4 separate regions of the Mus musculus genome follow, and regions 2, 3 and 4 are each linked to region 1. The links are chromatin loops, found by intact Hi-C in ENCODE. Cell type or tissue: heart. All regions are shown on one strand. Each heading gives the region's core, and the rest is flanking DNA. Links, peaks and the distances in the headings are about the cores only.

Region 1 (7,423 bases), core at 1,209-6,208:
CCTGGTGGCACAGGCTTGCATACACAAGGACATTCCTAAGTTCAAGCCTGCAGCTATGGAGTGAGTAACCCGAGATCTATAATGGTAATTTTAAGAGGCGTTTCTGCCCAACTCCACCCTGTATAGCTCCCAAGAAAGAAACAGAAACCTTATTAACAAGCTATAAACCTAAACCGGGCAGGTTCTGAGCTATTTTAACCTACATCCCCAGCACAGCCCCGTTACCTGCCACCTGAGTCTTGCTCTGTTTGCTCTGCTCCACGTGTTTCCTCAGGGTGATTTTTCTCTTGGCCACATGCTCATGGTCCATCCTGCCTCATAATGACCTCCATCTTCCCCTCCTTTGTCCTTGACATCATCCCTACTTGAGACCCTCTCCTCAATCTTAAGTCCTGCCTTCCTCTCTTTCCTGCCCAGTCACAGGCTTGAGCCTTTTATTATCCAATCAGAGATTATTGGGGATCATTCTTTACAGCACATTGGTCAATGCAATGCCCCATGGCCAGACTGCAATTGGATCTTGGAGCACAGAACTCAGCATCTGAATACACAATGCATAAGACCAACCCCAACAGAGATCTTCTCATATACTAAAGAGGGCTAGGGATGCAGCTCAGTAGAAGGCTAGCCTGCACAAGGCCCTGGATCAAAACTTAGTACAAAACAAAACAAAACAAACAAAAAATACAACAAGGGCTGAAAAATAACTCAGTAAAGCACTGACCTTACAAGCACAAAGCCTAGAGTTTGAGTTTCAGAATCCATATAAAGTGCTGGCTGTGGTGGTACGGGCTTGGAATTTCATTGCTAGGGGAGGAAGGATCCTAGAAACCTAGTTTAACTGGTAAATTCCAGGACAACCAATGACTCTGTCTCAGTGGTGGATGGCATTCCTGAGGATGACACCGAAGGTGTCCTCTGATCTCTTCTTGTCTCCCTGCCCACCAACCTGTACCAGCACACAAACCAATGTGCATTTAATTTTAAAAACAAAAGCCAGCCAGGCAATGGTGACTCACCCCTTTAATCCCAGCACACAGGAGGCAGAGGCAGGTGGATCTCTGTGAATTCAGAGGCCAGCCTGGTCTACAGAGTGAGTTCTTGGAGAGCCAGAGCTATACAGAGACTCTGTCTCAAAAAACCAACCAACCAACCAAAAAAACAAAACAAAAACCAAGATAAGCTTTAGAAGAAAAAACAAGGCTAATTATGGGAAAATATTAGGAGAAACAGTCGGAAGGAAATTAGACATTAAGATTTTAAAGCAGAATCGTAATTCCCTTTCTTTGATGAAAATAAGCCAAATCTCAAACATGAGAGCCACAGAGACATTTATTTTCCTGTTGAAATTCTATAAATTCTGCTCCTGTGATTGGGGAGTGAACCGGATAAACATTTTCCATACTTTCTCTTGGTTTTGACTCTCTAGTCTCTTGCTCTCTGCTCTGCATCTTGACAACAGCATCAAGAGCAGTAAGGACCACAGCTGAGGCTTGGTTTTGCTCATCCTACACCAAGTATCAAGGCTCAAAAACCAGCAACATCAGACTTGTAGACTCTGCTGACAGGACGAGGACTTAAAGATGTGTCCACTTGTCCTCTGTCTAGTTTATTTTTTTTTTTAAAAAAGAGGAACATTTGTTAAAAGCAAGTTTAATCATGTCAACAAATGTTTTGGTTACCTTTTGAAAAACACAGTTCTCTTTTAAGAAGCTGACAGGAACTCTTAAGGATGTGCTTTCACCTCCATCTGGCTCTAGTGGCAGAGATTAGTACCAGAGGCCTAAAAGTGTACTTAAAGAGGCTCTGAAAGTCTAAGTTCCTGGCTTACCTAAATAGACTGTGTTGGCAGAGCAGGTCCGTGGCAGAGCTGAAACTCAGTACAGTCCTGTGGAAATGTTGCAGGTTTTTCCTTATTTGCTTCATGGCTGCGCTCTGGCATTTAGTCTTAAATTTCATCTTATTCAGAATCTTGTCTGTGAGGTAATGCAGCCACAGCACATTATTGTAAGGGTGATACTCACCCCAGCAGTTTTTGTTCTCCTTCCTCATGAGCCTGTAGATCTCAAACTGGTAGTCACCCTCACCTGTAAATAGGTCCTCTTCAGCGGAGATATCACAGAAAACCACAATCCCATCCCGCTCCAAGCGGGACAGGGTGTAGTCAATGATGTTGACCTGTAGCCCATGGGTGGGAATGGTGCTCGTTTTCCCATTGAGGGTGTAGCGGAGTTCTTTGAGGTTGGTTTTCTTTAAGAGCACATTTCCCCAGTGTAAGTCCCGGTGCTCAAAGTGCAGGGATGCTTCTGCCACAGCCAGAGATGCAGTGATCTGGTGGAGAATGCTCTTTGCAGTCGCCACAGAGGACAGCTTGGTTTTCATTCGCTCCAAGTCAACCCCACCAAACTCAAATTCCAGGATAATAAAGAGCTGGTCTTCCTGGAAAAAGTCAGGCCGGTCATTGGCAGATCTTTTGGTTGTGTTATAGTGATCCCAGGCTTTCAGCAGCAAGGGAGGGTAAAGCCCTTGAACACAGTGTACTGAGTTCAGCCCAATAAAGCCTTCTGTGCGGTTGTAGGCCTCACTAGACAAGAGACTCAGCTCTTTGGAGATAATGATCTCCGGCAGGATTTCCTCAAAGGTTTTCTGGTGGGACCCATTGACTAAATCTAACCCTTCAATAGCAATGATTTTTAGGGCTACAGGTGCTTGGTCGTTAATTATCTGAAACACTTCTCCAAACACTCCTTCCCCAATCTTCTCACACCGTTCCAGTTTTTCCGTGGAAAGGCAATCACTAAAGGGGATGGGCCCTTCCTGATTACACTCCCCATAAACCTTTTCAGCATAAGATGGCCTTTGGTCTGTGACATGCAGGGTCTTTAAGGGACTTAGCAAATACACAGAAGAGCATCGAGAAGAAACAGTAAGGTGTGCTCTGTTCTTGATAGGAGGGGTCGAACATTCAGACAGGAGGGACCTGGAGGAAGAACTGGCAACAGAACTGCATACCTCTATCACACTGGTTATAATTTTCTTCTTGTGGAAACCGAAGGAGGCTCTGGTTTTGGTCCAAGAATCCCTCTGGCTAGTATTCAAGTTCCATAAGGAGACTGACGCTTTCCTTTTCTTCTTAGATTGGTGGTAGTGGCGGGGAGGGGTTCCCGTTGCTTCTTGCTGTTTCCTCTTCCGGAGTGGCCCAGTTCTCTTAGGCCTGCTGATTTCCCCTGGTACACGAAGGTCTTTGCAAGCACTGGACTCCTCATAGTCTCTCTGGTCGACTCCTTGGGACACAACCTTTTTACACGCGGCCTTTCTCTTTCCCGGGCTTGTCAGATCAGGGTCCGTTAGTCTGTTTCCCATCTGCTGTCTTCTTTCACAACACGATTCCTTCACATTCTCCCCATCTGTCCCAAACTTGTTCTCTTCTGTGGCCCCTGAGTTCACAAGGCTAAAGAGAGATGACCTGAAGCTGGCTTCGGCTCGGAGGGCCCTCCCGGTGTACCTGTCACCGGTTGCTGCCACCTGGGGGCAGGGCACAGACGGTTCACTTAGGGAGGCTGCCGGCAAGTGGAAGCTCCCGGGGACTGCAGAGTCAGCATACAAAGGGTCGGGGGCTCCGGGCGAGGCCGGAGAGCTGAAGAGGGAGGCACTGGTGCCCAGCTCGTTGCTGTCCCTGGACTGGATGCACACACTGTGGTCCGACCCGAGGCAGCCCGGGCTGCAGTTGGGGAAAGGTGGCGGTCGCAGCCGGCTGCACGGGGTGCTGCACTTCTGCGGGAGCCGAGGTCGCAGCCTTTGGACTCTTGGAGTGTTTGTCAGGGTCCGCTGGTTCCGGGAGCCGCTGCCCCGAGGACGCCTCCGCCGCTGGCCCACGAGGCTGCCGGGGAAGTCGGGGTCGTCCGGGTCGTCGGAAGCGACAGCCGGCGACTCGTTACTGTCGCTGAGGCTGCTGCTGAAGGCGCGCTTCAGGTTCGGCGGCTGGAACCATTGCTCAGCCAGCCCGCCAGGCTGCCGCTGCGACCCCCGGACGCCCCTCGCCGCGTACGTTCGAAAGAGCCGGGTACCCGACCGCGGGTGAGCCTGTGCCATAGCGAGCGCCCGCCCGGCGTTTCAAACAGAAACACCGCGAGACTGCGGCGAGCGCGCGAGCGCCCGTCGGCCCGCTGGGTCCTAGCGCCGGCCCTCGGCTGCGCAGCCTGCCTGACCTCCCGGAAGCCGGCAGGGGGCAGATGCCTAGCGGGACTTGGAGCTCAGGGTGGCTCAGCAAAGGCTCTCTTTTCAGGACCACACTGAGTGCACCCAGAGTCAAGAGCCTGCGTGTGGAAGCGATCCTGTGCAGGTGAGCGAAGTCGTCTCAAGAGCCCGAGAGAGGGATGTGGAGAGCCTCTTGAGAGGGTGACTGCTTCTGCAGTGTTCTTTCTGAGACTTTCAGCCTCTCTGGTCCTGTTTGCCAGGATAACTGACACTTGGCTTGGGCGAAGGGGACTTGCTCAAATGTCTGCTCTGGGACCTTGGATGCCCTATCTTAGATATTCAGATTTTCAATCCTAAAACACGAAAAGGGAGTAAGCAGACTCACCTTTTGCTTTTGCAGCATGTAAAAGAATGGCATTCAGTGGTCTGTGCTATCACATCTAATAAAGAAAATGTAACCGTGGCCGCAGAGATCTCCGTGGGCCACACTAAGCAGGTACTTGAGACTGAGAGACTGCAGATTGGGTCGTCCAATCCTAGAGGACCTATCCTCTAAGAAAGGATAATAGCATCTGAAAGGTGCCGTTCAAAATAGATCATTTGATTGGCCTGTCTCAAACAGCTCTTAGCAAGTTACTTAGTAGGGATTTTAATCTTTTTCCATACTAAGACATGTTGGAATGACCTGTGATTACCTCTTTGTTTCATCCCCAAGTGTATCCCAGCAGCAAACCCTGCCATCCCACCTTCAGAATACATATGAAATCACTTCTCTCTGTCTCTATTGATGTGGCTGTAATTTAGGTCACCGTCTCTGGCCTGTTGCATAACCTTGGACATGCCCTCTTTGTCTTGGCTTCCCCCCTAACCAGTACAAATAGTTCTTCAAGAGCTGGAGGGCCAGGCGTGGTGGCACACACCTTTAATCCCAGCACTCAGGAGGCAGAGGCAGGCGGATTTCTGAGTTCAAGGCCAGCCTGGTCTTCAAAGTGAGTTCCAGGATAGCCAGGGCTATTACAGAGAAACCCTGTCTCGAAAAAAACCAAAAAAAAAAAAAAAAAAAAGAGCTGGAGAGGTGGCTCAGCAGTTCAGAGCATGCGCTCTTACAGAGGATATGTTGCTTCGGCTCCTAGCACTCAAGTTGGGCAGCTCACAACTACTTGGGACTCCAGCTGTTGGAGGATCTAACTTCCTCTCTTGGTCTCCATGCATATGTGCACATACATGCACACTTATTTTTTCTAAATTGTATACAAGAAGTACGCTGTAGCTATCTTCAGACACACCAGAAGAAGGCATCGGATCCCATTACAGATGGTTGTGAGCCACCATGTGGTTGCTGGGAATTGAACTCAGGACCACTGGAAGTGCAGTCAGTGTTCTTATTTGCTGAGACCTCTCTCCAGCCGCGCGCCCCCCCCCTCCCCGTGCACAATATTTTTTAAAACACGAAATAATTCATTTAGCATTAGGATCCTCCTTTAAAACTTTGGACCAAAGCCGGACATGGTGGCGCATGTCTTTAATCCCAGCACTCGAGAGGCAGAGGCAGGCGGATTTCTGAGTTCGAGGCCAGCCTGGTCTACAAAGTGAGTGCCAGGACAGCCAGGGCTATACAGAGAAACCCTGTCTCGAAAAAAAAAAAAAAAAAAAAAAAAAAACTTTGGACCAGAAACTCCAAATGAACAGAAGCAGTGGACTTTAGAGTTGGATACATTTAGCTTAAAACCCATACTTCTTTCTTGGTGTGCAAAGAATTACATGATCTGGTCTGTATTTAATCCTTCACCCTTTCTCTCCTGTCTCTTTCTTATGTGTTGTTTCTATTTTTTAACTTGCTAATGTTATTGTAGCCAGTGGGCCTTTGTAATGTAGTTACTTCGTATAACATTACTCAAATGTTATTTTCTCTAGAGAGGCCTTACTATGAGGTGGGAACAAATGGTCAAGTTTACCATTGTGTGGAGAGTCCGATGAGAGCAGTGTGGTCTCCTGACCTAGGAGTGGGGCTGAAGGAGAAGGGGTGTGTGAGGCAGGATGTTTTAGGGCTGTCTGGAACTGACTGTGGATGGAGGTTGTGGCATGAGGTCATGTGTAATTGAAGTTGGGGGATGGGGGAGTGGCTACAGACTTGTTGCTTGGATAGCTGGGTGGGTGCTGCAATCACTTATGAAGGCTAAGGGAATATTGGAGAAGGGGTTATTAGAAGGGAAAGATGGTTGGAACTCTCTAGAAACCGTGAGCTCAAGTCTAAGCCATGTTTCATGTTCCCCCACACCCCAACTTTCCCCACCTTATAGTTACTAAGAGATGTATCTGAACTGCCGATCCTTGGTGAAATATCTTTCAACAAATCTCTCTATGAGGGGCTGAATGCAGAGAACCACAGGACGAAGGTAATGCCTGCCTGTTTTCTGATTAGTGTTCTGGGAAAGCCATTGCCACTTCTGACCTTGTCTGCACTACCAACCGCCCTTGTGACCCTGAGCTTCTGCCTCAGTTTCTCTTTTGTGAAATAGGAACCAACAATGGTGTGTACTTAGTTTAAAAATCTATTGATTTTGAAAATAACTTAGAAAAGGGTTAAACTGGGCAGTGGTGGCACAGGCCTTTAATTCCAGCACTTAGGAGGCAGAGGCAGGCAGATTTCTGTGTTCGAGGCCAGCCTGGTCTACAGAGTGAGTTTCAGGATGGCCAGGGCTACACAGAGAAACACTGTCTCGAAAAAAACAAAGAAACCAAAAAAAAAAAAAAAAACAAAAAAAAACAAAAAAGAGTTAAAAATGTTTCCTACTGGAGAAGTTACCTTTGAGTACACAAACTGTCTTCCTAGTATGCAATATTAGTGTCTGTTACAGTGTTGAGCAGAAGAGTGTTCAGTGCCTAATTCTTTTATAGGACTTAGACCAAGCATTAGAAGTGTTGGAGTTCATTTTTCAAAAATGTAAACAAAGCCAAACTGATGCCTATGGTGTGGGCTAAATGTTCTCACGCATGTCACCCTGCGTGTTCATTCTTTTTCTTTTTAAATTTTATTTTATATGTATTTTGTCTGCCCATATATCTGTGCACCACATGTGTGCCTGGTCCTCAAGGAAGACGGAAGAGGATGTTGGGAGCTGGAGAGATGGCTCACTGGTTAAGAATGTAGGCTGCTCTTGCTGAAGACGGAGGTTCTTCAGCACCTACATGGTGGCTGACACTCATCTCTGATTCTTGTTCTAGG
Region 2 (7,423 bases), core at 1,082-6,081, 61 kb after region 1:
ATGGCCAGGTCTCACGGTCTGACAGGCCTCATGGTCTGAGGCCTTTTTTTTTTTTTTTCCTTCTTCAAAGATTACTTCTCCAGTAGGTGTGGCTTCAAAAGAACATGACTGACAGTTACCAAACCTGAATGAGCTAGTCAGATGAGCCATTCCATGGCCATCAAGAGGACAGACAACCATAATGGTGGATGTAGCCAGTGTGTGCAGCTTCAGGGAACGTGTGTAGGATTTCTAGGGTATGCCCTAGATTTGCTGGAAATTGTTAATGAGGGGATTTAAGGTACGTTTGCTTTGGAGTAACAACCTATCTGATGATTAAAATGGGTCTGGGCACTGTGAATACTAAACACAGCTATTTACAGAAGGAGAGATGTCTTGGGTATTGCAAGGATGTCTGGGATGACAACAGCATGTGAAGGGATCCGCTGACAAGGCTGTGTAAGCTCCACTAGTGTGCTTTCTGGGTGGCTTGGGATGCTGTAACCAGTTCCAATCTCCTCTAAGGAAAAAGTATTTTCTCTTACAATGTGGGGCCAGGTAGACTTTTCTTGTGTCTGTATCTGTGAGAACTAGGTACAAGGCCTCCCTAGTGTCTCCCAGGGCCCATCACCCTTTCTGCAAGGTCCAGAGGGCAGAAGCACAGGCTATTCTTTACAGATACTATCTCAGCTTGGTGAGACTCGGAGAGCCAGTCATACAGGCTGACTAAGGAACCAACTGTTACCTGTGCTGATACCAAGAGAGCAAGAGGGACCCAAGGTTAAAATGCCAACTATGACTGGGATCATCTGGCTCTTTGTACAATGTCCCTACACCAGAACTGGATCTGGCTACCTCTCTTGAGTGGCAGGCCAACCATCAGTTGCTGGACAGTACCAAACCTTTGGTGACAAAGAGGTTACTCTTTACAAATAATCCTTGAAGTTTGGTTCTTGAAAAAAAAATTATCACACTATATAAATAGTATGAGAAGAAAATTACATCCCTAACAAAATTAAAACCCATCACAATATGCCTAGATATGAAAAGTTGAGACAATATACTATTAATACAATAGAGGCATTAAATAAATTAAAAAAGTTACTCTTTGCACTATTTCATTTTTACAAAGCTGAGAAGGCAGTCTTAAACTTACCATACTTCTCTATGAACATCAAGAGAAAAAGGGTCAAAATAAGCAGCCAATTCCTCCTCATGGTCTCTGACTTCTCAGAACTAGGAGGAAGAAAGAGCAAGAGAGAGGCATGTTAAGGTTAGATTAGCTCAGCTCTTGATGGACAACATGCTCCCTGACCCATGACAGGGAGACAGTTCATAAAGGGTTTCTCCTCCACACCTCTGACCTCACAGGCATCACAACCTCTGAGAAGGAGACCCGGAGAGGACCTATCTATGTTTCATGTAATGGGCAAAGCCACTCGGAGCAGCTGCGTGGGTTGTGTAAAGTCCTACTCCGAGGATGTGAACACAGCCTGCACTTTTCCCTCAGCTGCTTTCTGTAGCCAGTTAACAGGAAAACCAACCAACCAACCAACCAACCAACCAACACTGGCAGTGTTCTCTTAAAACAAAAACAAAAACAAAAACAAAAAACACCTTAGGCTAGAGAGATGTCTCAGAGGTTCAGAGCACTGGCTGTTCTTCCAGAGGTCCTGAGTTCAATTTCCAGCACCTACATGATGGCTCACAACCATCTGTAATGAGATCTGATGTCCTCTTTTGGCCTGCAGGCATACATGTAGGCAGAATGCTATATAATAAACAAACAAATGAATATCACTTCTTGGAAGATATGGACTGCTTCCAAGTGAAACTCAAACACTCTGTCAGCAAAATGTTCCCCAGTGCTAAAGGCTAAGGCATCTCTGAAGGAGAAACCTAGAACCGATGGCGCCTACTATGCTAAAAAGATCAGTTGGTCAAACACACAACTAGGCTTGTAAAAAGTTACAAGACAAAGTTACAAGACTTGCCATGCCCATCTTCTGGTGTGTGTGTGTGTGTGTGTGTTTACCATCTTCTACACCTCAATCAGATGGCACACTTTTAAGAGCCTCTACTATCCCCCACAAGAGATCTCCTGTGGCAGCTTCCCTTAGTCAGGTGTCTGAGGTAGTCCTGCTCTTGGTCCATAACCTGGAGCTTCCTCTGTGGGAAAACTGTTAATTAAGGTGGAGGTCCACCATGACTGCATAGCCCATGGGTTCGGCATAAGTGGAACTTCTCATCCTCTGACCTTGTCTGGGGAATTCGAAGCCCCAACACAGGCCTCTACCTGATGACTGTCACATAGCCTTAGCAAGATTCCTTCCTAAGGATCAATTCCCTTCCTTTTCATAAGAACCTGTTCGGTGAGCACCTGAGATTCCCGAAATGCTTCCCCATGCTAATGGGGCATTTCAGTACCTCAAGCCCTCAGCCAATGACCTTTGACTATCCTGGATGTTCCTACCTTCAGTCCCCCAAACTTTATAAGCTCGTCTTGGAGTGGTCATTCACCATACCCACTCACAGGGCTTCCAAAACCATGCCCACCACTCTTTGTCTCTGCTCCCACTGCCCCCTGTCCCCCGTGGACCTAATTGGCCATAATCCATGAGAGTGGGGAGACCCACATTCCTCAAGGGATAGTACAGATTGGACAAGGAATATGTTCCCTGGAGATGAACTATCTAGGTCCCAGGTTTCCCATTTACTTGTATGATTCTGGAATACTTATTAACCTATGTTTCTTAATGGGGAAACAGGGACAGTGGTAGTTACACCACAGGATTATAGTGAGATGAAATACAAGGCATACATTCTCAAAGGGGCTAAAATAGGCTCTGGAGGTCTGAAAAAATAGCTGTAATAATTGCTTATCTCTCTCCCAAACGTCATAATAAAAAAAAATAGAGCTTACCAGCTGTATTAAAAGTTTGAGGTGGATTGGTAAGATAACAAAAAGTTGAGAAACAATGAGGTAATGTTATTACTATTACCACCCAGGGCTCCCAGCAAGCTCTCACAGAGCATAGATTGTTATTTTCCTCAATATTATTGAAAAAGGCAAGATCCAGGTACCCTCTCATTCTCTGGGAGAATCAACACGAGCTCCTGGAATGGTCCTAGCAGAATTTACCCCCAACCCCAAGTTACCTACCTGCACATTCCTAAGCCAGATTCAGGCGGCGCCACATACTGAATAGTGCCACCAACACCAGCTGTCAGTCGGTGTCCGTGCTTTTGCTCACCAACACCCTGGCCCTAAAACCTAGAGATGTGCGGGCCTGGGTTGGGGCCAGAAGCTAGAAACCCAGGCGCTGCCCCTCTGGTAGCGTAGGTTGCCCCTCTGAGGTGCGGGGCTAATGTCTGTTGGGGTGGGTGGTGTCATACCAGAAAAGGGGGTAGCTGTCCCGGTCGCGATGGTTCTCACCTGACAGCTTCCCAGGCTTGGTGGACAGACCTCACCAAAAGCAACAATCTCGCACCAGAAACCGCTTAGGAGTGTAAGGACTCTCTGAGCTCCGCCGACTTTGTGTGAAAGAGGGGCCAGCTGTCACCTGACCTGAACCACCTGACTTGAAGCCGCGAGCCCTGTGCAAGGAGCTCTGGAAGTTGTAGTTTTCACGAATACAGGAGGATAACGCTTGGTAGGGGTGAGGGAAGGGTGGAAGGGCGGAAGAGCATAGGCACCTTGGCAGGGACAGGGGCTCGGATGTGAGGGGCGATCTAGTCTCTTGTAGGGGAAGCAGGGTTCTCGAAGTCTCTGTTGTCTCCTTGAAGCCCTGTGCTCCCTGGTGAAGACCCTGGGACCCCAGGCACTGTCCCGGAACCTCTGACCAATAGATCCCGCCTTCTGTCGTCTCTCCACCTATCACCGGAGGCCGCTGTGGGGAGCGCGTGGTGTTTGCTTTCCTCGACCAATAGAAGTGGTTAAAAGATTGACAAGGAAGCTCCGCCCCCTTACTGCCCTCCAGAGTGAAGTGTTCCCCGGCGTGCGGTTCAAGCCACCGAGCTGTGCTGTCACCACTGCCATGGCTTCGCGACCTGTCACTCTCGGTATCGACTTGGGCACCACGTCCGTGAAGGCCGCCCTATTGGAGGCTGCACCCAGCCTCCCATCCGGGTTCGTGGTGCTGGCGAGCTGCGCCCGGGCTGCGAGGGCAGAGACTGAGAGCGCGGTGGCCGGGCCCCAGGTGAGGCAGAGCCCTGGAGCTGCCGCCCCGGGACGACCCTGGGGGCATCTCGGGCAACACCTTCCCGCGAAGAAGTACCCGTGATTGCCCAGTCTGTCGGACCTCCAAGGCCTGCTGCCCTTTCCTCTAGGGCTTCAAAGCCTGCTGCAGCTCAAGCTAAGCCGTTAGATTTTGCCCAGGGAGCTTTCCCACCTGCTGGCACCGATCTTCCCGCTCTCCGGCTTTTCTGGGGCCCCTGACCATGGCGCTGGATCCCTCTACTATCCGCCCATCACTTTTTGTACTTTGCGCCGAGAGGACTTGCTTTCAAAGTGATAACCACAGGCCTGACTATCACGCTCGCCACTCATGACCCTGTGCCCTCTAGTTCAGGCATCATTTCCGACCCCACCCCCTAGGCAGGTTGTGCTCTGGAAATGAGACGTAGCGTTAGGCTTACCTCATGCCTTTGAAGTTCAAGTAAACTGATAATTTCACTTGGTTACTCAAAGAATTCCAGCCCCTGCTGAGCATCTCTGGAGGAAAGTTGTCAGAGCAGGTGGGGAGACACTGAGATAAGCTGATGAACATTTTAGAAAAGAATCAGACTGATGATTATACGCTGCAACCACTGGCTTTTGAAAACTAGAAGATAGAAAAGTACATCTCCAGGGGTCCACAGGATGGCTCAGCAGTAATAGCAATTGCTGAGTGAGCCTGGTCACCTGAATTCTACCTTCAGAACCTACCATGGAAGGAAAGAACTGACTTTTGAAAAGCTGCCCCCTGACTGCCACATGTGCCCCATGACGGGCACACATGTTTGTGTGCACACACACATACATGTATACACATATATACACACACTATATAAATATATACACATACATATTCACACATATATACACACACATATATACTATGTATGTTCACACACATACAGTATATATACACACACACATACATTCATATATATACATATACATACACACACACACACACACACATATATATATATACACACACACACACACTACACACACACACACACACACATATATATATATATATATATATACACACACACACACACACTACACACACACACACACACACACACACACACACACAAACATACCTTTAAAACAAATGCAATGAATTAAAGACAGTGGACTCTGTTGGAAGATGATGTAAGTAGGATCAGAATGGCCTCAGATTCCATTCCTATTTGTTTCCTGAAAGGGTCAGTTTATAGTCAGTGAATTCACAGATATGAATGTCAAGGTGAGAGTGTAACCTCTCACTTTTTTCTTGGCCTCAACTTGTTCTCTGATCTGAACTAGGTGGCCACTAAGGCTTCCTCCAGCCAGAAACTTGGACTGAGTGCAGTACCTCACATTTGAGCTTCATGTCTCAAATGCTCTTGCCAAGGGTCTGTATTCGGTTCTTTGGGGGTTCAGAGTCCAATTTGTGGGATCACTTCTAATTTTCCCAGAGGCCTTCACATTTAATTTGGTTGGGGCCTCAGGGCATCTTAGAATGACTATTTGACTTCATGAATTACGACATGGAGAAGTTGGCTCTGATCCTGGGGAAGTGAGGAGCTGGGCCAAGGATTATAGTACAGTGGGTTCAGGCATTGCCCTTTTCTTGTGAAATTGATCTCTCTCCACCCCCACCCCCTGCCTCTCTCTGTTAGGAGATAGGGTCTTGCTGGCCTCAAACTTGGATCTTCCTCACTTAGCTGAGATTACATTTGTGTTCCACCCCATGCAGCCAGAATACAAGGTTTTGGAGGGAGACAGACTCTCTTGGTTGCTCGTCTCTGGCTCAGGCTCCTCAGCTGTAGGGTGCAGGGGTGGGTGGCTTTGAGTGAATTGCTGAGCACTCTTTTCAAGTCTGAAGTTCTAAGGGCTTGATCTGGGTATGGACCTACTGATGTTTTCAACTAAGAAAGAGCAGCAACAATGGTTTTCCTGTTACAGTATGGGTGTGCCCATTGTCCCAGGGCTGTCCCTGCTCCAGCTCAACCCTAAAATGAACTGCTGAACACAACCTCCTTGTCCTGACTTCCAGCTGGCTCATTTTCCTCCTCCGTGCTCTCCACCCTCACAACTCACTCACCCTGGACTCGTTTTAAACAGAGGCCCCTCTGTCCTGAGATGATGCGCCATCTGATGGCTGTTTGGGGACTTTTAAACTACCACTGTCCAACAGAAATGCAAATCACACATGTGAGCCACACATGTAATTTTCAGCTTTCGAGTAGCTATTTTAAAAGAAGTAAAAAGAATGGGCAAAATTAATTTAATTTAAAAGTTATTTATTTATTTATTTATTTATTTATTTAGAGACAGAGACCCACTACGTAGAACTGGCTGGCTAAGAACTTGCTATGTAACAGAGCTCTACCTGCCTCTGCCTTCTGAGTGCTGGGATAAAATTAATTTTCATTATGTACTTTTATTTAATGTATACAAAATATCTTTTTAACATTCAACAGTAGAGATGTGCTAATGAGATATTATGCATTATTCATATTAACTCTGAACTAGCTAGTGTGTGTGCACTTAGGTGCTCATGTGTATGTGTATGCATGCAGAGGCCAGAGGCCAACCTTGCACTGCATTCAGGTTTTATCCATGACTGCCTCACCTCTTTTAAAGTATCTCTTGTTGGCCTGGAGCTTGACAAATAGGTTGGTTGTTGCTCCAGAGCCCCAGGGATCTGCCTGTTTCTGCCTCCCCAGTGCTAGCTAGCGTTACAAGCACACAGCGCAGCACCAGACTTCTTAAAACGTGGGTTCCAGGGATCAGACTCAGGTCCTTATGCTTGTAAGGCAAGCACGTGACCTCCATCCCCTCCGCCCTCAGATGTAACTTACATATATGAAACATTTCAGCGCAGACTAGACATGTATGGTTAATGGCTGCCACACTGGACCATGTCCTGAGCAAATGTCCCTTCTACTTACTTCTTTTCCCTTCCCCTCCAGGTCTTTCTTCCTCTATGGAGATCACACACAGGTGTGGACCTCCTCTGTGCCTCTCACTGCTGTGTACTTGGCTTCTTGTTTAGGGTCTGGGGCTGCCTGCTCAGGATATGCTCTCTACACAGTCCACTCCATCCGCAGCTCACCCTTACTTATCTTCCTTCTTTGTTCTTCCTTTGTGTTGACCTGCTAGGCTAAGAGCTATTCTGACCATGCTTCCGTCGGTTTGTTCCCTGGAGGCTGACATCCCCCCAGTATGGCACCCTTTTTGCTA
Region 3 (7,423 bases), core at 1,352-6,351, 140 kb after region 1:
AGTGAAAGATCAGAAAATTATAAAATGATTTCTGTTCATTATAAAACATTCAAACAATACACAAAGAATAAGGACTTCAGCATAAACTACACAATTGTGTACATTTAAAATCCATTTACAAAAAAAAATTTATTTACACAGAACATTTTTGCAAGAACACATACAAGTGAAAGGAGACACATCTGCATTATAGTAATAATGGAGTGTGGGGGCAGGAGGCATAGATGGAAATGTTCAGATATGGAGATGAAAGGGAACATTCTCTTCCCTTAGTTCCATATTTCAAAGTAATGGCTACAATAGACATACATCCTTTTTTTGTTTTGTTTTGTTTTTTTTTTGTTTTGTTTTTCAAGACAGGGTTTCTCTATATAGCCCTGGCTGTCCTGGAACTCACTTTGTAGACCAGGCTGGCCTCAAATTCAGAAATCCTCCTGCCTCTGCCTCCCAAGTGCTGGGATTAAAGGCGTGCGCCACCACGCCCGGCTAGACAAATCCTTTTTGATCATCCCCATGTGTATGCAGGTGTATTCTGATCAAAGTGATTACATATGGATTGGAAGAGGAGCTTGACCAAACACAGAACACAAACATGGGCATCGGCAAAGATGTAGGAGGCATAGGAGTTGGAGCAGTGGCCCGGAAACTAGTAGCTCTGGTGGTGGAGAGGAAGAGAGTAGGAGTGGGAGGCGAATGCAGGATGAATTCACAATGCCTTCTGGTCTTAGCGCAAACCTGGCCAAGGAAGAACAGAGGCAGAAGAAGAAGCGACTGAAGAAGCGCATCTTCGCGGCTGTGTCCGAGGGCTGCGTGGAGGAGCTGCGGGAACTCCTACAGGATCTGCAGGACCTCTGCAGGAGGCGCCGCGGCCTGGATGTGCCTGGTCAGTGCCCGACCCTGGCATAAAGTGCAGGCCCCAGGGACCATGGTTGGGTTGGCTTGAACCCTGCTCCATCTCTTGTGGGGCTGGAGCATGAGGCACCTTGGATATTGGGATAGCAATCTTGTGCTTGACTTAGAGGACCACGGGGAGTCATGGATGGGTTTAGGCAGTAAGAGGGCGTGGTCTGGCTACTGTGTGGAGTAAATCTGGAGAGGGTTGTTGTTCTAAAGTGTTGGGACTCTGAAGCAGGCCTGGGGACTGGGGGAGGGGGGTGTTCCTCGGGCATTGACGGGAATTAAAGGCTTTGGGAGTCCATAGCTGTTGGGGGATCAAGGGGAGAAGAAGGTTGACGGGGAGGTGCCGAGATGCACTTTTAGACCACGAGGAGGGATATGATGGGGCACCAACATGGGCAGCTCGGCTTCAGGTGACATTGTCTTTCTGCCAGATGGTAGCGAGCCTTGAATAGCAAGCCAGGAAGGGAGCTGGAGGAGGACTGGGGAGAGGAAAAAAAGAGGATCTGGTAGCACAGGGTTGGGAGCCCCCAGTGCAGGGTAGCGGGCATGCTTCCAAGGTGTGAGGCTGCAGCTTCCACTGTTCCGTCCGTCCTTCCTGCCCCGCCTTTATCCTTGACTGTCTGCAGACTTCCGTCTGTCCTTCCTCCCCCGCCTTTATCCTTGACTGTCTGTAGACTTCCTCATGCACAAGCTGACAGCCTCAGACACCGGGAAGACCTGCCTGATGAAGGCTTTGCTCAACATCAATCCCAACACCAAAGAGATCGTGCGGATTCTGCTTGCCTTCGCTGAGGAGAACGACATCCTGGACAGGTTCATCAACGCTGAGTACACGGAAGAGGCCTATGAAGGTACCTGAAGGCAGAGGCAACCTAAGGGCAAGGGGAAGAGGTTGGGATTTCCCAAGGTGGGTGTGGCTACAGATACAGCCCATCTTGCCTCACAGAGGCACTTTGGCTATGGAGAAGTCAAATATGTAGCAGGCACCCATCTTAGCCTTTCTTTTCCCTGTAAATAATGCTGAGCGTGGGTGAACAAGTCAGGAAACCTTGATGCTTGTAAAAAGACGACTTTATATGGAATGTGCCAGGAACAGAAGTAAAGATGATGTAATGTGACAGAAAGTGACTGGGGTGAGCAACTGTACAGTGGTGGGCTTGACCAAAGCTTACCTGATGGGAAGGATTCAGAGCAGGGTCAGGGTCAGAGCCCCAAGATGGGCCAGGGCTTGTTGGATTTGACACTAGGAAGATGGCACGGCCTGGGGGTGTTATTCAATTGAGGAGAGCTTCCCTAGCATGTGCAAGACACTGTTAGATTCTCAAGAACCACAAAGCAAAGAAGCGAACAAAGAAGGAAGCAGAAGCCTGGAGATGAGGCTGGAGAGCTGGGTAGGGGGCCAGCAAAGCCAGCAGTCAGCCCTGCAGTCATGAATGATAGAAGCGGTCCCATTTCAGTCTGGTTTTGTGGAGCCAGGGAATATAATTTAATACCTTGTTTCCCTGACCAGGAAACACACTATGAACTGTTAACGGGCTATGCCCTGAGTCTCTGGAGTCAGTACACAGCTTGTCACAGTTACTAGGAGTGATTAGCTCATGATCAGCTGTCTTGCTGACATGCCAGGAGGTGTAAACACCTCAACTTTTCTGGGTGGGGGAGGGGCTCAGATAGGGGTCTTTAACCCTCCTCATGGGTAAAGCAATCTTGATTTATTATTTGAACTCTACATACTTTCACAAGGGAAAGTCATGGCACTATGGAGGAGGGGCGGGAACCCCGGGGAGGAATTGCTGTGATTGATGGCTGAACGAAAAGAGTGAAAGTGAGCCACATCCTGTTCTCAGTCTGTCACTTGAGAGCAGACACCAGTCCTGCGGAGGTTCAGACAAGTGTCTGAGGCTTACTTGTCCTGCCTCCCCCCACCCCTTCTGTGCTTTTCTTTCTTTTTGTTTATAGTTCAGGATCCTATGGCACAAGATCCCTTCAATTTTGGGGTGGCGGTCCTGGGAAGTGCTTGGACCATGGAGCTATATCCCCACCTCTTCTTAAAAACATTTGAGCTACAGTCTCACTAAGTTATTCAGGTTGGCCTTGAACTCACTTCACAGCCCAGATAGTCTTGATCTTCCTGCCCCTGTCTGCTGAATAACTGGGCCAATAGACCTGCCTAGTGAAATCCTTTTGAGGGCAAGTTTGGAGTTTGTTGCTCATGGTCGATTTCCCCCATGGAGAGGTTGAACACATTTTTGATAGAGTTAATGTACTAACCTTATTTGTCCCTGTAGTAAGGCTTTTCTGTCCTGGCCACACATCCTCCTTTTCAGCCTTCCCTAGCCTCTTTACCAAGCCCTTGCTGTTGCTTTTGCAGCAGGTCATGGGTACCCCTGCTCTGGTTTTCTCTGTTGCGGGGTGCAGCTCATTCCTGCTTTCCCAGAATTCAACTGGTATCAACAGGGTATCCCCATACATGGTATCTACACCCTTAGTATTTTCAGTCAGCTACTGCCACCTGGAGTCAAGGGGACTCCAAGATCAGCTTTAGGTTGTCCTAGGTCCTTGAGCACCCATGCCGGCTATTTACAGGGCAGACAGCGCTGAACATCGCCATCGAGCGGCGCCAGGGAGACATCACAGCAGTGCTTATAGCAGCGGGTGCTGACGTCAATGCTCACGCCAAGGGGGTCTTCTTCAACCCCAAATACCAGCATGAAGGCTTCTATTTTGGTAGGTGATGCCGCAGGAGCGGAAGATGGGGGAGAGAGGAGGAGGAGGGGCTTTCTGTCCTGTGCTCTGCTGCGACCAGCCCTACCACACAGGGGTGCTACAACACAGAGTCTCCTCCGTGCGCGCATGTGCATTACGACTGGGTTGGTGCTGAGTCAGGTGGAGGAGCCTGCCTGACAGTACTACCTGGTAGCAGTAGGGCTCACACCTGCAGAGAGAATAAAGACGTGTGTGTGTGTGTGTGTGTGTGTGTGTGTGTGTGTGTGTGTGTGTGACATCTGGACAGACTGGCAGAGTGAAGGGGGAGAATCCCTGACAGCGCAGCAATCCAAACCCAGTTTTGTTGTGTGTGTTAGAAAGATGTCCTTACAGGGGGAGCTTCTGTGTAAGCCTGAGGTTCCAGAACCTCCAGAACTTTGTGGTCAAACAAAAGGACAGACTCTGTAATGTCCTTCCTTCAAACCTGGTTTATTTACTGTTTCATTTCTCTCTCTCTCTCTCTCTCTCTCTCTCTCTCTCTCTGTGTGTGTGTGTGTGTGTGTGCGCGTGTGCATGTATGTGTGTATGTGTTCATGTACATGTATGTGTGTATGTTTTGGTGGGAGGTTAGAATTGGCACAAACATCTTTCCCCCTCTTCTGACAATGTTTACATTGCCTTTACAAATTCTTTGGGTTAAAAAAAAATGTGTACTTTAGGTATAGTGAAATCCACCCATTTTAGTGTACAGTTTTGTTACTTTTATGCCACCACCATCCCAGTCAGGATGGGTGGTTGGAAGCCCCACTGGGCCTGACTGTCACTGCTCTGTGTCTCTCTGTCTCTCTTGTGTATGTACGGTTTATACGTGAGGTGTATGTGAATGTGGGCACAGAGGACAGAGGGGACACTGGTGTTCCCTGCATTACTTTTCATCCTTTTCCCTTGAGTCAAAATGTGGTGGAACTAGGTGGGTGGCCAGTAAGCCCCAGAGACTTTGTCTCTGCACCTGTGCCAACCATGCCCAGCTCTCTACATGGGTGCTGGGGATTTGAACCCAGCTCCTCATGCTTGCACAGCAAGCAGTCTTACCCACTGAGCCATCTTCCCCACCTTTGGGTTTTTAGTCAGCAGGACCAGATGAGTCTGGGAATCTTTGAGGACAGCTTCTTGCTCGGTCAGTCATGTGTCCTCATTGCCCAGCCTAGGACCTAATTAAAGCCAGAGTTGGGAAACATTTGCTGGGTGGAATAAAGAGAGGGCACAGGTGGGAGTAAAAAGAGGGAGAAGAACCCAGAGTTTTGTCTGGGTGGGTGGAAGGGTTTATAAATCTAAATAGGGCATTGAGAGTGAGTCACCAAGAAGGTGGGATCTGAGCGAAGACTGGGAATGGTCAGCGCGGAGCAGCTGCAGGAAGCATAGCAGTGTATGCAAAGGCCCAGAGCTTAGAGAATGTCTCTTGTTGGAGTAAGGAGGCCATTGTGACAGGAGAGGTGTGAGCATGGGTGAGAGGATGAGAGAGAGGGCTTTGTGCAGGGTGCTGGGTAAGTGGGGGACCTAGAGGAGATGTTCTGCTCCTCTGCTGAGCAGAGTGTTGGAAAGTCAGTGGGGAGCAGGGAGCACAGGTGGCTATGGTGTAAACCCACTTCAGTCTTCACTGAGCAAAGGGGAGGTGGTCAGGGAGCCTCAGGGGTCAGTGCCGCTGTGATGGCCAGCATCTGGGCCTCTGGGACTGCGGCCTGGAGGATATTGCTTTTGGCCTATGAGAGGACTGAGCTCAGTCACTCCCCTCCCCCCAGGCGAGACACCCCTGGCTTTGGCAGCGTGTACTAACCAGCCTGAGATTGTGCAGCTGCTGATGGAGAATGAGCAGACAGACATCACTTCCCAGGATTCCCGGGGAAACAACATCCTGCACGCGCTGGTGACAGTGGCTGAGGACTTCAAGACTCAGAATGACTTCGTTAAGCGCATGTATGACATGATCCTGCTGAGGAGTGGCAACTGGGAGCTGGAGACCATGCGCAACAACGATGGGCTCACACCACTGCAGCTGGCTGCCAAGATGGGCAAGGCTGAGGTGGGGCCCCGCAGCAGATGTGGGGGCTGGGGAAACGTGGTGCACTTCTGAGGAGCCCACAGGGCTCCAGCCTCAACTCTGGGAAGGCTGCAGCTTAGGTCTGGAAGTGCAGTGGTGGCTCAGTGAAATCCAGCACGTGGGCCACCCCAAGACATCAATCCTGCACCCCTGAGTTCATGCTCTCTTCCTGGGACTTCCTAGGTGGGGCCAGACTGGGAAATCCCTGAGGCCAAGGTGATGCAATATCTCAGGTGCTTTGTGGTTGAGCATTCCTGAGTGGTGACACTCAACCACAGGCTGTGTGTTTGTCCTTCAGGCTTGCTTCTTGGGGGGAGGGCTGGGGAGGGGGCAGTGGTTCCAGAATGGCTACTCTGGGTCCACAGCCAATGGGCTTCTCCCTGGCAAATAGGAGGATCTTAGTCTGTTGGTCAGGCTTCTTCTCCAGCACAGTGTGGCTATATGGGCCCCTTTGCCTGTGTGATGTGGTCAAAGAACTCCAGGCTGATCTGAGCACCTTGGGAAGACCTAGGCTGGGACAGGCTGATGTGTTTCTCTGTGGCTGGAGCTGTGGTCTGGCTGATATAAGATTTCTTCTCAGGAAATGGATCTTGGGAGGGGAGTGTGGCTTCTGGGAGACTGTGGAAGAACACTGGATAGTTAGCATCTATTGAGCAATTCCAGCTGTGTATCCTTGTACCTCTCCTAGTCAGCTGCCCTGAGGTCAGGCCAGGCCTGGAGCCCACAAGGGACCTTTTTATTCCCTTGTAGAGGGTGGGGGTGGAGAGGGATGAAGAACAGCTTTAACAAAGGGAGAATTGTATGTCTGACCCCCCTCTCCTGCCACCCAGGGTCATAGCTTGTAGGGGTTCTGAGAAAAGTCAGAGGGTATTTGTGGGTCTAGTTTCTTCCATGAGCCTTTTCCTGCATGTCATTCTCTCCTCCTTGCCATCCCAGCCCAGGCAAGATTCGCTTTACAGGAGGCATGGCCCTGGGACCCCTTATGCCCTAGGGAAAAGTACTCTCGTCAAGGTTGGTCTAAGGAAGGTACCCACCCAGGGAGGTTCCTGAGTCCTCTCCTTTATTCAGTGTCTTGTAGAAAACTTTCCTGGATGTCACCCAAGGTGGCTGCCATACTGGGAGTAGAGAACTCAGCCATGACCAAGCAACAGGTCTGCCCTTGGGGCTCTTACTCACTGGGATGCAGGATCTGTAAGCCTGGACTGTGGTGGGAGACACAGTGGGGCTGTGTGAGAGTCACACACTGATGCTGTCCTCCCAACAGATCTCTCCTGTTGGGTTTTGGGTCCATGCTCCTGGATGCTGTATCCCAGTCTCGGGTGATTGATGAGTTAGCTTTCAGGAAGTGGAAAGATAGAGGGCAGTGGCTCTCCTGTACAGGGGACTCTTACAGAGAGCTTCATGAAACACTTCCCACGTTTTTCCCTGCATCTGGAGATTTAGTAGTTGGTTGTGTATTTTGAAACCTTCCCCAGGGACCCTAACATACAGCAGAGTTTGAGGTCCACTGACTTACAAGAGTGGGCTTCATGGTTCTCTTTGCAAAGGCTGGTGCCTGATGTCACAGCTTGTTCAGCCAGAGTGACCAGCCTGGCTGTAAAGTCTAGACTGAGGGTGGAATGGAGGAGCAGAGAAACAGAGAGCTTCAAGTCCAGGCCTCATGGAAATCACTTCTAAAAATGGTCAATTCTTGGATCCATTACTGAACTGGATCTCAGC
Region 4 (7,423 bases), core at 1,178-6,177, 1.2 Mb after region 1:
TTCCAGTCCTGACTTTCTTCAGTGATGAACAGCAATGTGGAAATGTAAGCTGAATAAACCCTTTCCCCCCCAACTTGCTTCTTGATCATGATGTTTGTGCAGGAATAGAAACACTGACTAAGACAGACCCAAAGCATTTTCACAGTGAAATGCATCACAGGAACACAGGGTGGAAGAGGAGATTCCACTCTCTTCTTCCTAACTGCAGACACGGTTTGCTCAGCTGCCCCATTCTGGATTATACTCCTTTTTATGCCATGAGCCAAAGTAAACCAGTCCTTCATTTAAGGAGAGAAAGAAAAAGGAAAAAAATGGTCTGAAAACAAATTACAAAGTGGCAGTAGCAAATATTCACCTGTGAATAATTAATTACCTTAAATATAAGCAGATAGGGTTGTCCAATCAAAACATGTATAGTAACTGGAAGGATTGGGAGTTGGGGATTCAACCATGCACTGACTACAAGAAACTCACTTTATTGCAAAGGATGCATTGAGATTGAGAGTAAATGGGTAAATGAGCAAAGAAATACTCAAATATGTATGTATTTTTTTCCAAGCAACTAGAAACTGGAAGAGTAGCTATGTTTACATCAGACAAGTAGGTCAAACAAAAAGTCAAACACTATAAAAAGAGACAATAAAGGCCTCTTAAATGATAAAGAGATGACTTTACTAAAAGACATACAGCTGTAAATATCTGTGCACATATCAGAGATCTAAATGCATAAATCAATTGTTAAATGACTTGAAGGAGAGAGATTGTAACCATCAGAGTCCCTGAACACCCCACTCTTAGCAATTAGAAAACATCAGAAGATGAACCCTGGCCTTCCTGTTAGCCACTTTGCTTGTCTCAATGACAAAACAGAATACCTGACAGAAAAAAAAAAACTCCAAGGAGGGAGGATCTATTTTGACAGTTTTGGGGCTCTTAGACCACCATGGCAGGGGAGGCAGGCAGCTGGGGCAGCTCCAACCAAGACAGTGAGAGCACAGGGTGTTCACATCAGGACACAGTGAGAGCCCAGGTTAGCCCAAGGAGGACACCTTCTTCAAGGCCTGTCCTAGCCATACTGCAGTCCCACTCTTTGGGGGACTTTCCATTACTTTCCAAAATGGCATCATGAGCTACTGGCCAGATATTCAAACATACGCCTGTGAGGACCATTTTACATTCAAACCACACAGATTGACATTTCACTTTAGGCTAAATGGATCTAGATCTATCCAAAGCTGTCTATCCATGGACAGCAGAATGTATATTGCTCTAGAGCTTGGTTCCCGTTTGTGTGAACTCACCCTGGCTAACTCGGTCTCTTTTGTTCTTCTAAAAGGAAACACCTGAGATTGAGCACTTTATTTTAAAGAAAAAAGAAGAGAAGAGGAGAGGAGAGGAGAGGAGAGGAGAGGAGAGGAGAGGAGAGGAGAGGAGAGGAGAGGAGAGGAGAGGAGAGAAGAGAAGAGAAGAGAAAAGTGCAAGGCTGAAGAGATGTGGGTCAGTGGTTAAGACTATTTGATATTTTTCCCAAGGACCAGAGTTTGGTTACTAACACTCACAGTGAGCTGCCTATAACCATCCATAGACCCAGGAGATCCTGTGCCCTCTTCTGGCTTCCATTGGCACCTGTGCACACATGGTGTACATTCACACACACACACACCCACACACACACACACACACATTTAAAAATGAAAATAAATCTTTTTAAATACAGAAGTCATTTCTCACAGTCTGGAAGCTGGAAAATCAAAGACATTGTAGGGGCCAGTCCCTCAGAGTCAGTACAAAACACACCCAGACACCAAGTTCCCTGCACCAAGGAGATTTATTTCCTAGGAAGGATGGGGGTGAGGGTGCTAACTCTACATGGTACAAACGAAGTAAGCAGGTGTGTCTACAGGAGTGATGTTTAAGAAGAAAGGGGGAAGTCTGAGCAAGGATGAGTTAGTAAGTCCTCATTGGCCAGGTTAGCCATTATAGCCAAGTAATGAATTTTGATTGGTGGACCTGGGTGTTTAGTTTCAGGAATGACTTTGGAGTCTAGCTTTGGGAATCTGATTAGCAAGGGAGAGAAAGGAGAGAAGGTAAAACCTGCCAGCTCCCATTCTTGCCATGCTCCTGCCTGTTGAAGACCCACTCAATGCCAATTACTGAACTGGGTTTCCTTGCTTCCAAGATTCTGCCTTACGCATCTGTGCTGGCTGGTTTTGTTTATCAACTTGACACAAGCTGGAGTTATCACAGAGAAAGGAGTTTCAGGTGAGCAAATGCCTCCATGAGATCCAGCTGTAAGGCATTTTCTCAATTAGTGATCAAGGGTGGGGGGCCTCCTTTGATGATGAACAGCAATGTGGAAAGTGTAAACTGAATAAACCCTTTCCTCCCCAACTTGCTTCTTGGTCGTGATGTTTTGTGCAGGAATAGAAACCCCAACTAAGACAGCATCCTCCAAAGGGAAGAAATGCTGTGACCACATACTGCAGATGTGTGAACAGGAGAGCTCTCTGCTACATAAAGATTCTTTTATATGGGTCTTAAGCTCATTCACAAGAATTCTTGTTACCTGATCCCCTTAGAGGCCCACCTCTTACCACTACACGTTGGCCATTACGTTTAAACACACAACTAGAGGGGAAATACTCAGACCTATCATCAACCCAACAGGGAGGTATTAGGATGTTCTAGGTGAGGTTAATTACACATTATACATTACAGATCACACGTTATTACACATTATGAACTACACATTATAGCCCCACCTTGTTTAGTCACCAGATGTGGGGTATCCTGGGAAAGGAGTGGTCTTTGGGAAAAAAAGGGCTCTGAAACCAAGGCAAACCCTTAAGGAAAGGACCCCCAGCGGCTGTCCACTGACCATTCTTGCCGCAGCTGCACAGGGAGTCCAATGTGTTGGACTGTTGCTACTGTTGTTCTCTTGGGGTGCGGGAATTAATTTGGTTTTGAACAGAGTCTCACTATGTATGCCAGGCTGATTTCAAAGTCATGATCCTCCTGCTTCCGCCTCCCGCGTGCTGAAAGTACAGGTGTGCACCACCACAAGTAGCTAGAAAGTCCTGAAGTGAAAACTGTCTTTAAAGGGCATCTCCATTTCCCTGTGGATATGTGTGGGTAAAACTGTCATTAAAACTCTGGGTATACAAAAAACTAATACATCAACTTATCAGTGGCAACCAAGTCTCCTAGAAGATTGTCCACAAATTATGTGTATTATCGTTTCTAATAATGCACATAACATCTAAACATCCATAGATGTTTCTAATGTGCCTGTCTTGCTTTACTTTGTTTTTTCCTTTCTTTCTATGGGTATGGGTAATTTGACGGCACATATGTGCACCACCCAAGTAGAGGCCAGAGGAAGGTGTGAGGTTCAACCTGGAAAAAGCAATCATTGTTATTAACCTCCATAGACCATCTCTTCATCCCAAAATATGCTTGATTTTATTGGATCTAAATCTTGGATACCGGGAGCCTAAGAGGATCTGTCTCAGGCTGGGAGATCTGAATGGACTTCAGTCACCAGCTCTCTTCCTCCCCACCGAGCGCTGTACCCTGGGTCAGGGCACAAAGAGCCCTACTAGGGTCATTTTCCACAGGAGGCGATGTGCTGAGTCCCTCAAACCGACTCCAAGATGAGCTGTTTTCTTGGAACCCTCTGGCTCTCACCCAAATAGCCTTAGTCTCCGCAGTGCCCCCCAAAGTTTCAGAGCGTGGAGGACCTCGGATCATCAGAGGAACAGACCAAAGAGATAAACACACCCTGAAGGACAGCCTAGCGCAGAAGCAGTGGACAGAAAAACCGGGAGCTCGCTGACCAGACTGGAGTTCGCATCCTCCAGTTCTACAGTCTTCGTGCTCCATCTAGCGGCGGCTTCTGGAATCGCGTGCGTTTTAAATAAAATTCCGCGGCTGTAATCCAAGATTCCAGAAGGAAGTGCATAAAGGCTGCAGATCCTCTTCTGCTCGACCCTACCCCACCTCACCCTACCCCCCAGTCTCTGACTCTCCCTAAAATTAAGTCATTCTTCCCCACAATGACCAGCTGGTGCCGGCTCCCAGCAATCTGCATTCTCATTCGCAAAAGCATTTGATACAAGGATGTAAAATGAAATCCAAGATGATTAATTCTAGGATTACGTTGGGGAAATAATATATAAACACGACGACCTATCAGTCCTTAGACCACCAAAGTCATTTGATGAAACAGCACTCACTAGTGATTGGAAAAACAAAAATCTCTGTAGTCGAGGAATTAAAATAATAAAAGCTTTAAAAAACAATCAGCACCCCTCCACTGCACCAACTCCTGCCTCCAGGTTTCTGCCTTGGTTGAGTTCCTGTCTCGGCTTCCTTCAGTGATGAACTACCGTGTGAAAGTGTAAGCTAAATAAACCCTTCCTCCCCAACTTGATTTTGGTCATAGCATAGAAACATAGGTCGTTGTGTTTCTTCATAGCAATAGCAGCCCTAAGACATCTTTATCCCCAAGATGTTATAATCCCAAAAAGTAGCCACATTTACTATTAGAAACATTAAAATGATTGTGCAAACTGTCTTTCTATGGGCGATTATGACAATGGGAGAAAGATGTCCCTCCAGATTCATTTGCATGTCCATTATAATTATGGTTATTATTTATTTGAAACTTGCAGAATTGTAAAATGACTCCGAGAGAATCCGAATCAGAGAACCCAGGAAGGTGTGTCCAAGACAATGCAGTTTTCATTGAAGAACAAATTATTCTCCTTCTCATGTCACTTGAATAAAATATCCTTCCATCCCTCAAGGCATTGTTAGCTGATTTTTCTATTTCCTGTAGCTGGACATAGTCTTCACAGATTCAACAGATAGTTTTGAATACACAAGAGTTTTCTTCTAATTTTCATAGAGAATAGAAAGAGCCAGGTGTCCACAACAGGCAGAGGGAGTATTTCCAACATAAAGACTAAACTAACAGCCCCCTTACTTACAAATTACACACAGGCACACACCCACCACCACCACCACCAGGAAGGAAGGAAGGAAGAAAGAAAGAAAGAAAGAAAGAAAGAAAGAAAGAAAGAAAGAAAGAAAGAAAGAAAGAAAGAGGGAGGGAGGGAGGGAGGGAGGGAGGAAGGAAGGAAGGAAGGAAGGAAGGAAGAAAGAAAGAAAGAAAGAAAGAAAGAAAGAAAGAAAGAAAGAAAGAAAGAAAGGAAGAAAGAGATTTATGACAACAGGAAATGGAGATGCGTAGGAAAAGAAATGCCTGAACATAGAAAAAAAATGTTCAGACACATTCATGAGTTTTATAAAATGTAAATTAAAACTGTGATAAAAATACTTCTCAGGCAAAGACTGGCAAGTTTATTGAAGGTGGGATAAATAAGGTATTTTCATACCCTGTGAAGAGATGTATTCATATAGCCACCTGGAAGGACAGTTCGGCAAAAGAAAGCAGTCGAAATACATATACATTTTATCACAATACTACTACTTCCAGGCATTGATCCGACAGGTGTGCTTGCCTACATATGCAAAACCATTTACAGAGAAATAGTATTTCAGAGGCACTACTTGTAGTCACAAAGGGTTGAGAGGGAAATAGTTAAATAGCCACATATGCATCTATGAAATGGAACATCATCCAATTATTTCAAATAATGAGGCACAGCTATAATCACTCCCGGCATCAGGAAGCTGAGGTAGGAGGATTGCCACGAGTTCTAAGCCAGCTTAGGCCACACAGCGAGTTCCAGGACAGTCTGGGCTACTCTGCAGAATCCTGCCTTAACTAAGTTGGAAAATGAACAAAACAGCCAGGTTTCAAGTCAGCAAGAAGGCTGTGGTTGGGCAATGGTAGCGTGTTTGTTGTCCTGGCTAGTTTTACATCGACTTGACACAAGCTAGAGTCATTTAAAAAGGAGGAAAACCTCAGTTGAGAAAAATGCCTCCATAAGACCCAGCTGCAGAGCATTGTCTTAATTAGTGGTTGCTGGCAGGGTTGGGGGGGGGGGGGGCAGCCCATTGTGGATGGGGCCATCCCTGAGCTGGTGATCCTAGGTACTGTATGAAAGCAGGCCGAGCAAGCCAGGAAGAGCAAACCAGTAAGCAGCATCCCTCCATGGCCTCTACACCAGCTCCTGCCTCCAGGCTCCTGCCCTGTTAGAGTTCCTGTCCTGACTTTGATGATGAACAACAGTATGAAAGTGTAAACCAAATGAACCTTTCTTCCCCAATTTGCATTTTGGTCATGGTATTTCATCACAGTAGAAACCCAAACTGGTATTTTACAATTTCAATATTATTTCAACAGCTTTAGTGATGTTTCTACCCGCTAAACATCCAGATATGTTTTTAGGTTATCAATATAATTCAGGTTCCCACTAACACTCTATAATTAAGAAGCAAAAATCTACAAACTCCAATTAGAAATGTGTTCACAATGGCTCTTTAGCTGCCCCCTCATCCATTGGGTGATTTGTGGCTACTCTGTGTCCTAACCACTGGCTGGGAACGATTGATGCAGTGAGAGATGCTCACCCACTGTTGTTGGGCCAACCAAACTCAGTCTGATGAGACTTAGTCTAGAACCAAGTACTGTCTGCGCTGTTCTCTTAAAGATAAGAACTGTGGACTATGAGTTAACAAAAACAGTGTGAGTGTGTGTGTGTGTATGTGTGAGTGTGTGTGTGAGTGTGTGGGTGTGGGTGTGAGTGTGTGGGTGAGTGGGTGGGGGTGGGTGGGGGTGTGAGTGGGGGGGGGTGAGTGGGTGTGAGTGGGTGAGTGTGTGTGTGAGTGTGTGTGTGTGAGTGTGTGTGTGAGTGTTTGTGTGTGTGAGTGTGGGGGTGGGGGTGGGGGTGTGAGTGTGTGTGGGGGTGGGGGGAGTGTGAGTGGGTGTGAATGGGTGAGTGTGTGTATGAGTGTGTGTGTGTGTGTGTGAGAGAGAGAGAGAGAGAGTGTGTGTGTGAGTGTGTGTGTGTGACTGTGTGGGTGGGTGTGTGGGTGGGTTTGTGAGTGTGTGTGGGTGTGGGTGTGTGAGTATCTGTGTATGTGTGTGTGTATGTGTGGTGTGGTTGCATGTGTGCATGCGCACATGCATGTATGTGCTCAGATGCATTCACCAATGCCTGTATATGAAGTTCATCTTTCTCTATTGGTCTCCCCCTTCTTGAGATGGGGTCTCTCACTAGACCTTGGTACGGCACTTTGGCCATGCTGGTTGCAGTCCTCTCTGTCCCCTGGTGTTACCCTTGGCTATTTATGATGGTGCTGAGGATCCTAACTCGAGTACTCATATTTTAACAGCAATCATTTTACCCACTGAGCCAGCTCCCCAGTCAAAAAGGCTTCTTCAGAGAGACGTTAAGAAGCTGGTCTACCAGCCTAGACCCCATTACAAGAGAAAACCCCCATAGCAACTTGA

Evidence for each region. A loop is a pair of places that touch in the nucleus more often than their neighbours do. Peaks named below come from ENCODE experiments on the same cell type or tissue, not always from the same donor. Only the 100,000 strongest peaks of a DNase experiment are listed, where the experiment ranks them.
Region 2: it touches region 1 in a loop (5-fold over the local background); 3 of 42 quality-filtered maps call a loop at or near these places.
Region 3: it touches region 1 in a loop (10-fold over the local background); 13 of 42 quality-filtered maps call a loop at or near these places.
Region 4: it touches region 1 in a loop (6-fold over the local background); 14 of 42 quality-filtered maps call a loop at or near these places.

Annotation. Positions count from the first base shown.
Region 1 is chr11:73,134,170-73,141,592 of GRCm38, forward strand. Itgae (integrin alpha E, epithelial-associated) reads left to right here. Exons shown (of 31, transcript NM_008399.3): 27 at 4,286-4,342; 28 at 4,598-4,693; 29 at 6,498-6,593. Haspin (histone H3 associated protein kinase) reads right to left here and starts at 4,125. Exons shown (of 1, transcript NM_010353.2): 1 at 1,315-4,125. The coding sequence starts at 4,092. The coding sequence ends at 1,828. In heart, for the core only: CTCF peaks have their summits at 3,528 and 4,221 (motif pointing right); DNase peaks (open chromatin) are centred at 3,623 and 4,132; H3K4me3 peaks cover 3,157 bases; H3K27ac peaks cover 1,069 bases.
Region 2 is chr11:73,195,503-73,202,925 of GRCm38, forward strand. It overlaps Ctns (cystinosis, nephropathic), which reads right to left and starts at 3,517. Exons shown (of 11, transcript NM_031251.4): 1 at 3,416-3,517; 2 at 1,136-1,215. The coding sequence starts at 1,196. Shpk (sedoheptulokinase) reads left to right here and starts at 3,980. Exons shown (of 7, transcript NM_029031.3): 1 at 3,980-4,178. The coding sequence starts at 4,017. In heart, for the core only: no CTCF peak of the experiment used is centred there; DNase peaks (open chromatin) are centred at 3,589 and 3,859; H3K4me3 peaks cover 1,918 bases; H3K27ac peaks cover 1,478 bases.
Region 3 is chr11:73,278,188-73,285,610 of GRCm38, forward strand. It overlaps Trpv3 (transient receptor potential cation channel, subfamily V, member 3), which reads left to right. Exons shown (of 18, transcript NM_145099.3): 5 at 729-883; 6 at 1,575-1,751; 7 at 3,487-3,627; 8 at 5,406-5,686. Among named protein-coding and RNA genes, the nearest start is that of Trpv3, 14 kb to the left of the region's middle. In heart, for the core only: a CTCF peak has its summit at 3,508; DNase peaks (open chromatin) are centred at 3,604 and 5,464; H3K4me3 peaks cover 854 bases; H3K27ac peaks cover 384 bases.
Region 4 is chr11:74,368,004-74,375,426 of GRCm38, forward strand. No RefSeq gene overlaps it. Among named protein-coding and RNA genes, the nearest start is that of Olfr412, 7.0 kb to the left of the region's middle. In heart, for the core only: a CTCF peak has its summit at 3,890; no DNase peak of the experiment used is centred there; H3K27me3 peaks cover 1,204 bases.